Regions from separate parts of the Homo sapiens genome. Here region 1 is linked to region 2. Evidence: chromatin contacts called from ENCODE Hi-C or POLR2A ChIA-PET data. All regions are on one chromosome and are shown on one strand. Each heading gives the region's core, a stretch centred on a gene start or an enhancer-like site at or near the end of the contact. The rest is flanking DNA. Distances are from core to core; before and after follow the strand shown. Region 1 overlaps LINC01179 (long intergenic non-protein coding RNA 1179). Region 2 holds the start of LINC01179 (long intergenic non-protein coding RNA 1179).

Region 1 (5,315 bases), core at 189-2,688, 54 kb before region 2:
CAGCCTAGGCGACAGAGCGAGACTCTGTCTCAAAAAAAAAAGAGAACTCTTTCTGGCCCCTGTTCTTTCTGAACAGGGACATTGAGGGATAGGAGTGGTGGTAGCTAAAGTTAGTAGTTCAGAGAAATTTACAATTCCACGATGAATTAGATTGAAACTCTCAGATCAAAATAATATTTTCTGAAGGAGATATTGGTAACATTGTAAGTGATTACGTCGCTTAAAAGATTCTAGGGTTCAGATTAACATAATAGTTTACAGATAAAATAAGACATAAGTACATTATAGAAAAGAGCCAGCTACAAATCAAGACAGTTAAAATCCAGGCGGGAGAATCCTCACTTGGATGAGGCAAAAGAAAAAAATAGGGAGCAAAGATGTGAAAGAATAAGGGAAGAAATAGTTTCATAATTTAATTTGTTGACTTCTGAAGGCCAAAATGGAAAAAAGCCCTGAGAGGTCAACCAACAAAATAAAACATTAATCTTATGTAACTTATTTCTAAAGGCTCTGTCATTAACATTCTAGAAAAAATAATTTTTAAATAAAACAATCAATGAAGATTTATCAAATAATTGGGAGATAAAAATCGGACACAGGATACAAGTGTGTAGTTTTTAATAGAGCCAAACAATTATTTATTGATCAGCAGTACCAAATGCTTTCATTGGCATCTGCATGGTAAAAATTCTACAATATTTGGCAAAGGATCTTAAAATTATAGATATTCAGCAAAAGATCCTAAAATCCCAGAATGAGAATTCAAATTTATTAAACACATATTGAGCATAAACTAAATCATTATCCCTGTGCTAAGTGTGAATCACATAAATGATTAAGGCATGATCCTAATCACAGAGGAATCAATGGTGTAGTTAAGGAACTAAATAAATGTAATACAATAGGAAACTGTCATAATGATAGTGAAGAGGAAAAATAAAGTATAAGAAGAATTTCCCAGGAAACGTAGACAAGTCTCAGTGCCTCTAAGTCAGCGTTTCTCAATCTTAAATCTCATGATCTGATTTCATTTCATTTGAAACGAAGCCATGCCTTACTCAAACTACACATATAATCCTTGAGATTTTTTCTATGCTTTCATTAGAATTATGCCTTCTGCTCAGAGTTACTACACTAGATTTAGACTAGATTTGAGTAGATACATTAAAAAATTTAAGATGTAAAGTATGCTTAAGCTTAAACTAAACTTACATGCTGAAGAGGATCTGTACTCCCTTGTGTCACTTTGCCTCAAAACCACAGTCTGAAGAGCTTTTCTTATGCCCAAATGTACAGAGTGAGCTTCAGGCAAATATTTAACTAGTGTCTTCACCCAAAATTGTGGTCAAGGTAATGTAGGTGTATTCATTTTCTATTGCTGTTGTAATGAATCATCACAATCCTTGTGGCTTTAACAACAAATTCATTCTCTTACCAGCTCTGGAGATAAGAAGGCCAAAATGAGTCCTATGGAGTATTTGCACAGCCAGTTTCTTCTGGAAGCTTCAAGAGAGAGTCTGTTCCTTGCCTTTTCCAGCTTCTAGAGGCAGCCGACACTCCTTGGCTCATGGCCACATAACTCTGACCTGTGTCTATTGTCACATCACTGACTCTTCTGACCTCCTACCAGGACCCTTGTGATTACATTGGGCCTGCTTGGATAACCCAGGATAGCTTCTCCATCTTAAGGTTGTTAATCACATCTGCAGAATGCCTGTTGCCATATAAGTTAACATATTCACAGGTTCTAGGAAGAAGGACATGGACATCTTCCAGGAAGCATTATTCTGTCTACCACAGCAGGTAAATGCATGTTGTCCCAAGTAGGCTATCTTGAGATAAAATTTAACCAGATACTTCTGTGTCTCAGAGAGGATTTTACCTTTGAGGGAGGGAGGAAGCAGATAAGCCATGCTGTGATTTGGTCCAGGTAACTTCAGTTCTCTTAAAGATAGTACCTCATTTTTCTTTAAAGAGATGGCTCACTATGCCCAAAGATCCCTAACCAAGGGCCCTGCAAGCTAATTTCCAAATTTATTTTTCTAATTATCTCTATTTCTGAATGTTCCTAAGAGATGTCATTTAACATCTAAATTGTAATTTTGTAAGAAGTCAAGCTTGACTCTTACAAAACAAAAATAAAAGAGTTGTCAGGTTGGCTAACTGAACATTTCATCAAATCCTTTTGTTTTTTAAAAAAATATAAATCAATAAGTTCCCCTCCATAAAATGGCAGGACAGTGTCTGTAATTACCTAAAAGGTTACCTTGAAAAATTAGGCTTGAATACTTATGCACCTTACTGTAACAATAGACAAGGGTTTACTTTCTGAAGTGTTTTTGTTTGTACCATTGAGAAAGAGAACAATGACGTCAGTATCCACAAAGAAAAGTCATCCAGTAGGCTCTGAATTATATATTAATGGCTGACTTCAATTTAGAAAGTCACAATTATGTGTTTCAAATAAAAGGAAAAGTTCAAAAGTAGTCATTTAAACTTGTTAATAATAAGAACAAAACTTAAGTTCTGCCTTTCTTGGTATTATCAGAATTTAGATTAACCTCCCCAGAGGAAGTGGTGGAAACAGGTAGGATAAATGTTCCCAAAGAAACAATGACTCATTTGGAAGTTTGTAACTAAAATCTGGCTCAGGCAAATTAAATACTCTTACCAAAGTAAGCTGGAGAGTGGAATTTTTTTCAGGGTAATATACTATATACCCTAGTCATGTAATAACCATAGTTTTAAAAAATATGATAGATATACAGATTTTTCATTCATAATATTCTTAAGAGTGGTCTGTAGTTTGGGCTTATTCTTTAAAAGGAAAAGCAACAAAATCCACTGCAAATGATGGCAACAAATTCACTGAAGGCACTCATTGGTTAATCTTTAATAAACATTATATATGCATCATTCATTAATTCAATAAATAATTACTGAGGAATTAGCACATGGCAGGCATTATTCTTGGTGCTAGAGATATAAAGATAAACATGTAGCTTACACTAAATGAGGGATTCTCACAGTAATACCTAAATAATATTTAATACCTAAATCACATTTTAATAATAAAATAACAATCTCATTAGAAATTGTTACGTGTACAATGAAAAAAATAAAGCCAACTAATCAGTTAGGTTGTAGATGACATAGGGTATTTTAGATATAGTGTCTAGAAAGACCCCTCTGAGGAAGTGACATCTGGGCAGAGACATAAAGGAAGTGACACCACCAGCCGTGTGAAGATCAGGAGAAAGTGCATCCCAGACACAGAAGGGTAGAGAAAGCTCCTGATATGAAAGGAGTTTGGCATACTCATGAGAGTGAAGCCAATATGGCTGGCCCACGTGGGCATGAGGGAGAGCGGTAGGAGACGAGGTCTGTGGAGCAGCCTGGGGCCATGAAGTTCAAGTTGATTTTAAGGGCGTTGGAAAACCATTGGGGGTGTTTTTAGCAGAAAAATAACATGATCTGACTTCTGTTGCTGACAGTTCCCTCTAGCTGTGATGTGGTGGATAATGGCCGGCCTATGAGACAAGACACTGTTTCAGGTGAAAGATGTTAGTGACTTGAATAGCAGGTGGCATTGGAGCCTAAGGAGGGATTGAAGTTCTGAGAGCAGTTCCTCCATGATTCTGATGGAACTCTTTTCCTGAGGAAAACTGATAAAAGGAAAAGGATGGGACAAACTATAGCCCACATTACTGGTCTCAAGGCCACCAACAATACTCATTGTCTTCTTCAGTCCATTCCAGACACTGCTCACCCTCAACTCTCACTTCTGCTGTTCTGTGCAGTTTACCTGGTGGCATGACCTAGACTTTTTTTTTTTTTTTTTTTTTTTATTAGATGGAGTCTTGCTCTGTCGCCCAGGCTGGAGTGCAGTGGCACGATCTCAGCTCACTGCAAGTTCTGCCTCCCGGGTTCACGCCATTCTCTTGCCTCAGCCTCCTGAGTAGCTGGAACTATAGGCGCCCCCCACCAAGCCCAGCTAATTTTTAGTATTTTTAGTAGAAACGGGGTTTCACCGTGTTAGCCGGGATGGTCTTGATCTCCTGACCTCGTGATCCTCCCGCCTCGGCCTCCCAAAGTGCTGGGATTACAGGCGTGAGCCACCGAGCCCGGCCGGCATGACCTAGACTTTCATCCCTGAGTTATGTGAACCTCTTGTCATCATGTTCTTCTCAGGTGGCAGCACACATCCATTTGCCATCAAAATTGGGCAAGGGATGCCCAAATGGATCACCTGCTTGCCAAGCACATTCCTCCCTGCCCCTGTTGTATGTCATCACCTGTGCCTCCCTCTGATGATCATGGTCAGTTATGTCTGCCATGATGGTAACTCTTCATCTTGCCTGCTGGCACCTTGGCCTGAGGATTCTGAAGTGTGTAGGTAGCAGTGTAGCTTTAGGTTCAGTGGGATGCATACTGGGCCACGTGCTAGAAACACTCCCTTTTTGGGAACCAAGACATTTAAATGCACAGAACCCCAGAGATTTGGGGAAGGGAAGCAAACTTTCTCCAAGAGGACGAAAGAATGTTGGTTCTCAAGCCCATTCATTCTATCCCACTAGGGGCACAACATCATAAAGCTATCAATTTAGAGAGTACGCAGCATCCTAAATGATTAGGTTGGTCAGCCCTGCAGCTTCTGGGGCTGTGATATGGGACACTAGCCCTAGATTCCATGGACCTCTGCCCACTGCTTCATTTCCTTCGCTATAAAGTGAGTGTCCTTGATATTATAACAGGAATAAGTGGAGAAAGAGGCACTGGGGCATCAATGATAGGTATCAGGGGGTTTCTAATATCTGGACTACCTGCAGCTTATTTGTGTGTCCCAGCCTTATGTGTGTCTGATTCTGGATGTACCACTCCACAGCCTTGTGATACCTGAGAGCTGTCAGTCGGCAAGCACTTCCAGTAATTAGGAAAACTAGTCCCTCATTCAAACAGGGGAACTGGGAAAAGCACATCATTCCCTACATGTTATAAAGATTTTAGATGCTAAGTAGATGTTCCCTCATTGTTTCTGGCCCAAGGATTAATAAAATTATCCTCTTTCAGAGTAGGAAACTGAGATGCAGAAGAAAGCATCCCCTTTTATGGAATTGTCTAACACATCTCTTTTCTGTATTTTCACAAATGAAGCCACAGAACCCTACAGAATAATGAATCAGTTTTCCATCTGACAACTACTTACTCTAAATCCTTTCTCCATATTCAGTTCTTTCAACTGTATGTTTCCCAGACCATTCATCCTTCCCTGCACAAAGTCAAGTTCATCAACGTTCTTACTGAAATGTGATGTT
Region 2 (5,371 bases), core at 823-3,322:
TCTCTCCATAAAATGTAAGGCTGCTACAAGGATATTACTCATTAAATCGCAGTTTCCCCTCGATGAGGACTCCTGGGAGAGGCCACTGTCAGTTTCAGTACCAAGAATTATTGGGCTTCTCCTGAGCAAATGATTCCTTTTACCCTTATATTGCTTACTAAAAGTGTAAATGAAATTCATGACCCCCTTTCAGCAGGGAAGAACCCTTAAGCATTTACCTAGCAGCATATTCCTAACTTCATGATTTTGTTCCTATTCTCATTCTGTGAGCCCATTTTCTTTATTCATGTAATTTGGTTTTCATTTAATCTTGTCTTATTTTCTGTATCCATATAAGCCATCTTAACGGTTCTCTAGCACTAAAAGGAGATAAATGTACTAAAGAATAAGCAAAACTGGATGATAAGAGTTTAGAAATGTGAAAGATATTCCAGAAAAGACATCACCCTATGGTGAAAAATTGTGTCAGATAACTCGCATGGTGGTTAAATCACAAGTGTCAAAGTGATAACTTATTCCGAGAGACTGACCTATGACATTGCTGATGTGATGCTTTTCTCAGACAGTAGGATTTTGGTTTTTCACTAAAGAGCTTCATCATATCAGCAACAAGTTGGAAATACCGACTTTAACTTTTCTTCTAAAGTTGTCTGGAAAGCATAAAAATAGAGATCGGTGGTGGGGATTTGGGTAGCTGATAAGAGAACATGTTACTGCTACTATTTTCTGATTTTTTTCTTTCAGTTCATAAAACAGATAAATAATGTATGTTTCTTTTTTCTCTTCTAAAACTTTATATTAGAGTGTATTTTTAGCTAGACATGTAGTTGAATACATGCATTACCTTTCTCTTTAAAAAAATTGCAGAAAACCCCAGAATAAAGATGAAAGAAGCTCTATTTTCTTTCCTTTTTCCTTCAGTAGTCCCTGGCAAATGAGAAGAAAGAAGGATTTCTCCTGTGTAAAAACAACTGATGTACTGGTGTATTCAATAAAAATATATATAATCATTTGATATTTTAAATATTCAATATAATATGAACTTACTTTAATTGTCAATATTCATATTACAACAAGACAACACAAATTACCAATGATTACAGGCTTGTCTTCCATATACACCACAGTACTATTATTAAAATCATGACAGGATAATACATCTGTATGAACCAGTACAGAAATAAACTCCATAATTTACCAGATTTTTCCCTCTTTACTATATTTATTATATTTCTAAAAATAGGTGAAATCACAAAATTGTAATGTTCCATCTTTTTGACAATCACAACTAATATCTTCTCTGTAATTTTAATTTATAAAAAATTGGCATTTTAACGTAGTTGAACAATATATTGTGTCCATCACAACAGTGGGGTTTCTCACTCTATATCCCCTATAAAGAACTCATCCTACTTGTGTTAAAGAATATGAAAGTAATTTTTATTTTTTTAATTATAAATTTTTCTGTGGTTGGATTATGACACGCCCATGGAAAACTTTATAGTTAAAACGCATTTACAAGAACAATAAAAGAGTCCTGAGGTGTGCTATCAGCCTTTGGTTCAGTACAGTGCTTTCTTGGGGTAGTTTGTATCTGGATTCTCCACCTTAATTCCCATCAAATTAAATGTTTTAGCTGAGGCTATTTTGAGAAAATGTAAAACAAAGAAAACATGTGTAAGGATTCCCTGACAGTTTAATTATCCAAGTTCTCCCAAATCCTTGAAATGAAAGTTAATTGCCATAGACCTTACCATCATTTCACTTTTTCTATCAGGACTAATCGATCCTAAGATCCCTGTAAAAAGGAGAAAACTTAGACAGCCCAGATTAAATTGGTCCACTGGAGTACATATTGAAGAGACATGTCGAAATTCAGCCTCTTAAAACACACCCTCTTGAAACCCGCTCTGTAGTCATTCATTTCTAAACTCCCCTTTCTTAAAGATTGACTTACTTTCTTTACTGGGGATCTTGGATGAGAAACTTCTCTGGAGAGAATTCAAGTCTGGGCAGTATGGCTGGCATGGGCCTGCGGAGAGATTACTTCAGTGACCACTGAAACAAACACCACCTGTGAGCTAGCACACGGCAGTTGTTTAATGAAGCACAGCATCACATGCAGAGCAATTTCTGATGGGAAATGAAGATCCCACTGGAAATTGCTAGGGGCATTAGACAAGCAAAATGTAATTATCTGAACTGAAATCCAGCTGACATCTCTGACAACAAATACCAGGGGATCTTTAAGGATCAGATGCTCCATTTTAAGTCAGTGCCTCTGGCTTCAGTGTTCTCTGCTCCCGCTTCGTCCCCCCAAGGAGGAGAGAACACCTCACACTGAGTCACCAGCATGTATTTTGTCTGCCAATTCTTTCTGCTAGCAGAGAGGAGGTCGGGCTTACACTAACAGAGTAATTGAGACACGTATCCAAATATTTTAGGCCAAATGAATTTTGATTCTTTCCAAATTAAAAGAATCATATAATATTTATAGAAACTAGAATTCTGCCTTGCCCACTTTCCTATCCCAGACAGAGCCAGTTTCCCTTGCCTTTTTAAAGTAGACACTTGGAGATAGGGTATCTTGGATTGGCCCTCTGTGGTGCCCAATGAAGACGTTCATTTAAATTGCGTCTTTTGTAAATGAAACTTTTAGGAAAGAACTCTTGGACCTTTCAGCCATGGACTTTGTTGTTGTTGTTGTTGTTGTTGTTTTTAAGACAGAAACTAAGTGAACAGATTAAAACCAGGATATGATCTGAGCTGTGCCAATGTTTGGTCTTGGGATTTTAAGTACCTCAAGTGAGATTAGATACTACAGTCACAAAGAAGGGCTTTTTGCCTTAAGAAAAAAAAAATGAAAACTTTGAAAGTTTTCAAGAATATTAAGAATTAGAGCTAGAAAAAATGTCTTTGTTCAATTATCTTTTAATGGTGAAGGCGTAGTTCTTCTAGTATATGTATCATGGATGTTCTCCATTTTAATTTTTAATATTTCAGTTCACATTAGCTGAAGTGCCTTCCCTTGAGAGGATTTTTATAATCTGTCTTAGCTGTTAGAAAATTGTTGCTGGTACTTTACTTAGCTCAATTTTTCCTCTGTTTAGGTTCATGCTATTAGTCTTAATTACATTCTACTGGACTTCTCTAAATAGTTCTTTCCTTTCCTCCTTGATTTATTTACCTCATCATAGGAAAAATACTGTTTACTTCCTGAACAAATGTATCGTTGTCTCTGTCATTATTTTATTTGCTTTGAGTCCTCTCCTCATTGCCCCTTTAAAAAGAGTGAGTTTTGGTCCTGTTTTGTGCCATTATCTGGCATAATGATTAACACCAGTGAACTGGTTTGAATGATGATGTATATAGTTACCATAAGTGTAAAACACTGATGGGGTTGGTAACTTCCTTTAAAAAAAAATTACAATCTCAGATAATGTACATGAGGAACTCACTCTCACCATTACGTAGAAAGGTTGTGAAACTGAATGTAGGGATTGCCTTTTTCACGCTCTACTTCTCCACGTGCTAACATATTCAGTCTTAATTGTGTAATTATTTGTTTAATATCTGCTCTCCTCTTTAGACTGAAGCTTCATGAGAGCAGGGCCACATTTCTCTACTTTTTCTCCGAATCTTTAAAACCCTGCACAGTGACCGTTACATCATAACATGATTAACAAGTATTTGTTGAGCAAAGAAATAAAAGAAGTTGGATCTCAGAAACTCACAGAGCCTTGTGTAGCCTGTCATCTCCTTTATCTTCTCTATATTACTCCAGTCCTTTCACCACCTCTACCTTTTAGTTTGGTTTTATAAGATTATTTGTTCTCTGACTCATATTTATGGAAATATAGCCGATTACCAACAAATACTATTTCTACTTCCCTGAGCTCCTGAAATTAAACACAAAGGAATTTGTGGTTTTGGATTAATATTTGTCAACTATTCAAAATAATGAACTCATCTAAAAAAACCTAGGTCCTCTTAGCAAAATTGACCTTATTTAAGATGATTAAGCCACCCATTCACATTACAGAATTCTAGATTTTATTCTTTGCCAAATTCCAAAAGGCCTTGCACTTACATTTTTATTTTTATTTTTTAGTTAGAGTCTTGCTCTGTCACCCAGCCCAGGGTGCGATTTCAGCTCACTGCAATGTCCGACTCCTAGGTTCAAGTGATTCTCATACCTCAGCCTCTGGAGTAGCTGGGACTACAGGCCTGTACCACCACACCCGGCTAATTTTTTGTATTTCTAGTAGAGATGGGGTTTCACCATGTTGGATAGGATAGTCTTGAACTCCTGACCTCAAGTGATCCAACCACCTCAGCCTTCCAAAGTGTAGGGATTACAGGCATGAGCCACTGCGCCCAGCCATACATTTATCCACCTCTAATAGCACCTCTGAGTCCTTTTCATGACCCTCTACTGCATCCACCCCAACCTGAGAAGTGTGATGTTACTGTCTTGTCTCGGTACCATGTGCCTTCTCTCCTTTCATTGCCAGGATCTTTGAATAGGTACCCTAACTTTTTTAAATATATTTTTTATTTCAATAGCTTTTGAGGTAAAAGTAGTTTTTGATTACAAGGATGAATTGTTTATTGGTGAAGTCGGAGATTTTAGTATGCCCATCACCTGAGTAGTGCACATTGGACCTAATATGTAGTTTTTCATCCGTCACTCCCACTGCCCACTGTCTGAGTCTACAAAGTCCATTATATTGCTCTGTCTGCCTCCACATACCCCTAACTTAGCTCCCACTTATAAGTGAGAACATATGGTATTTGGTTTTCCATTCCTGAGTTACTTCACTTAGAATAATGGCCTCCAGTTCCACCCAAGTTACTGAAAAGGACATTATTTCATTCTTTTTTAATGGCTGAGTAGAATTCCATGTAGTATATATACCTCATTTTCTTCAGCTACTTGTTGGTTGATGGGTACTTAGATTGGTTCCATATCTTTGAAATTGTGCTGCAATAAACAGATGCATGTAGGTGTCTTTTTGATGTAATGACTTATTTCCCTTTGGGTAGATATCCACTAGTGTGGTTGCTGGATTGAATAGTAGATCTACTTTTAGTTCTTTAAGAAATCTCATGCTGTTTTCCATAGAGGTTAAACTAATTTGCATTTCCACCAGCAGTGTATAAGTGTTCCCTTTTCACCACATAACAGGACTAAATTTTAATTGGAAATTTCCCCAGGAATTGCTGCCACCAGCTTATGCCAATCGTATCCATGCTCATGCTCAATATTCTGGTTGCATTCCTAGCTTTCTTCTCTTGGTTAGTGGTATCATGACAGAATTCTCCCAATCACTAAGACTTGAGACTTTAGGATAGTCTTTGGATTAGCCCT

What was found. Hi-C counts contacts between places; a loop is a spot of excess contacts on that map. ChIA-PET counts read pairs that join two places held with the same protein, here RNA polymerase II (POLR2A). Pooled maps may share reads with other maps.
Region 1: a loop to region 2 is called in a map of MCF 10A, with 5 times the contacts of the local background. The contact joins the enhancer-like site here to the promoter of LINC01179 in region 2. A Hi-C loop is called at or near these places in 1 of 168 maps with a recorded cell type or tissue (MCF 10A) and 1 of 50 pooled maps. POLR2A ChIA-PET finds 5 or more read pairs at or near these places in 3 of 52 experiments (MCF 10A, WTC11 and activated naive CD4-positive, alpha-beta T cell).

The regions. Positions count from the first base shown.
Region 1 is chr4:165,734,819-165,740,133 of GRCh38, reverse strand. All of the region lies in intron 4 of LINC01179 (long intergenic non-protein coding RNA 1179), which reads right to left. It overlaps LOC101928131 (a long non-coding RNA gene), which reads left to right. Exons shown (of 4, transcript NR_121677.1): 2 at 1,439-1,803; 3 at 5,231-5,315. Among named protein-coding and RNA genes, the nearest start is that of LINC01179, 53 kb to the right of the region's middle. Within about 2 kb of position 1,438, at least 2 of the 41 ENCODE cell types and tissues checked have a DNase peak (open chromatin) inside an H3K27ac peak, as active enhancers do.
Region 2 is chr4:165,681,340-165,686,710 of GRCh38, reverse strand. LINC01179 (long intergenic non-protein coding RNA 1179) reads right to left here and starts at 2,072. Exons shown (of 6, transcript NR_121676.1): 1 at 1,958-2,072; 2 at 845-927.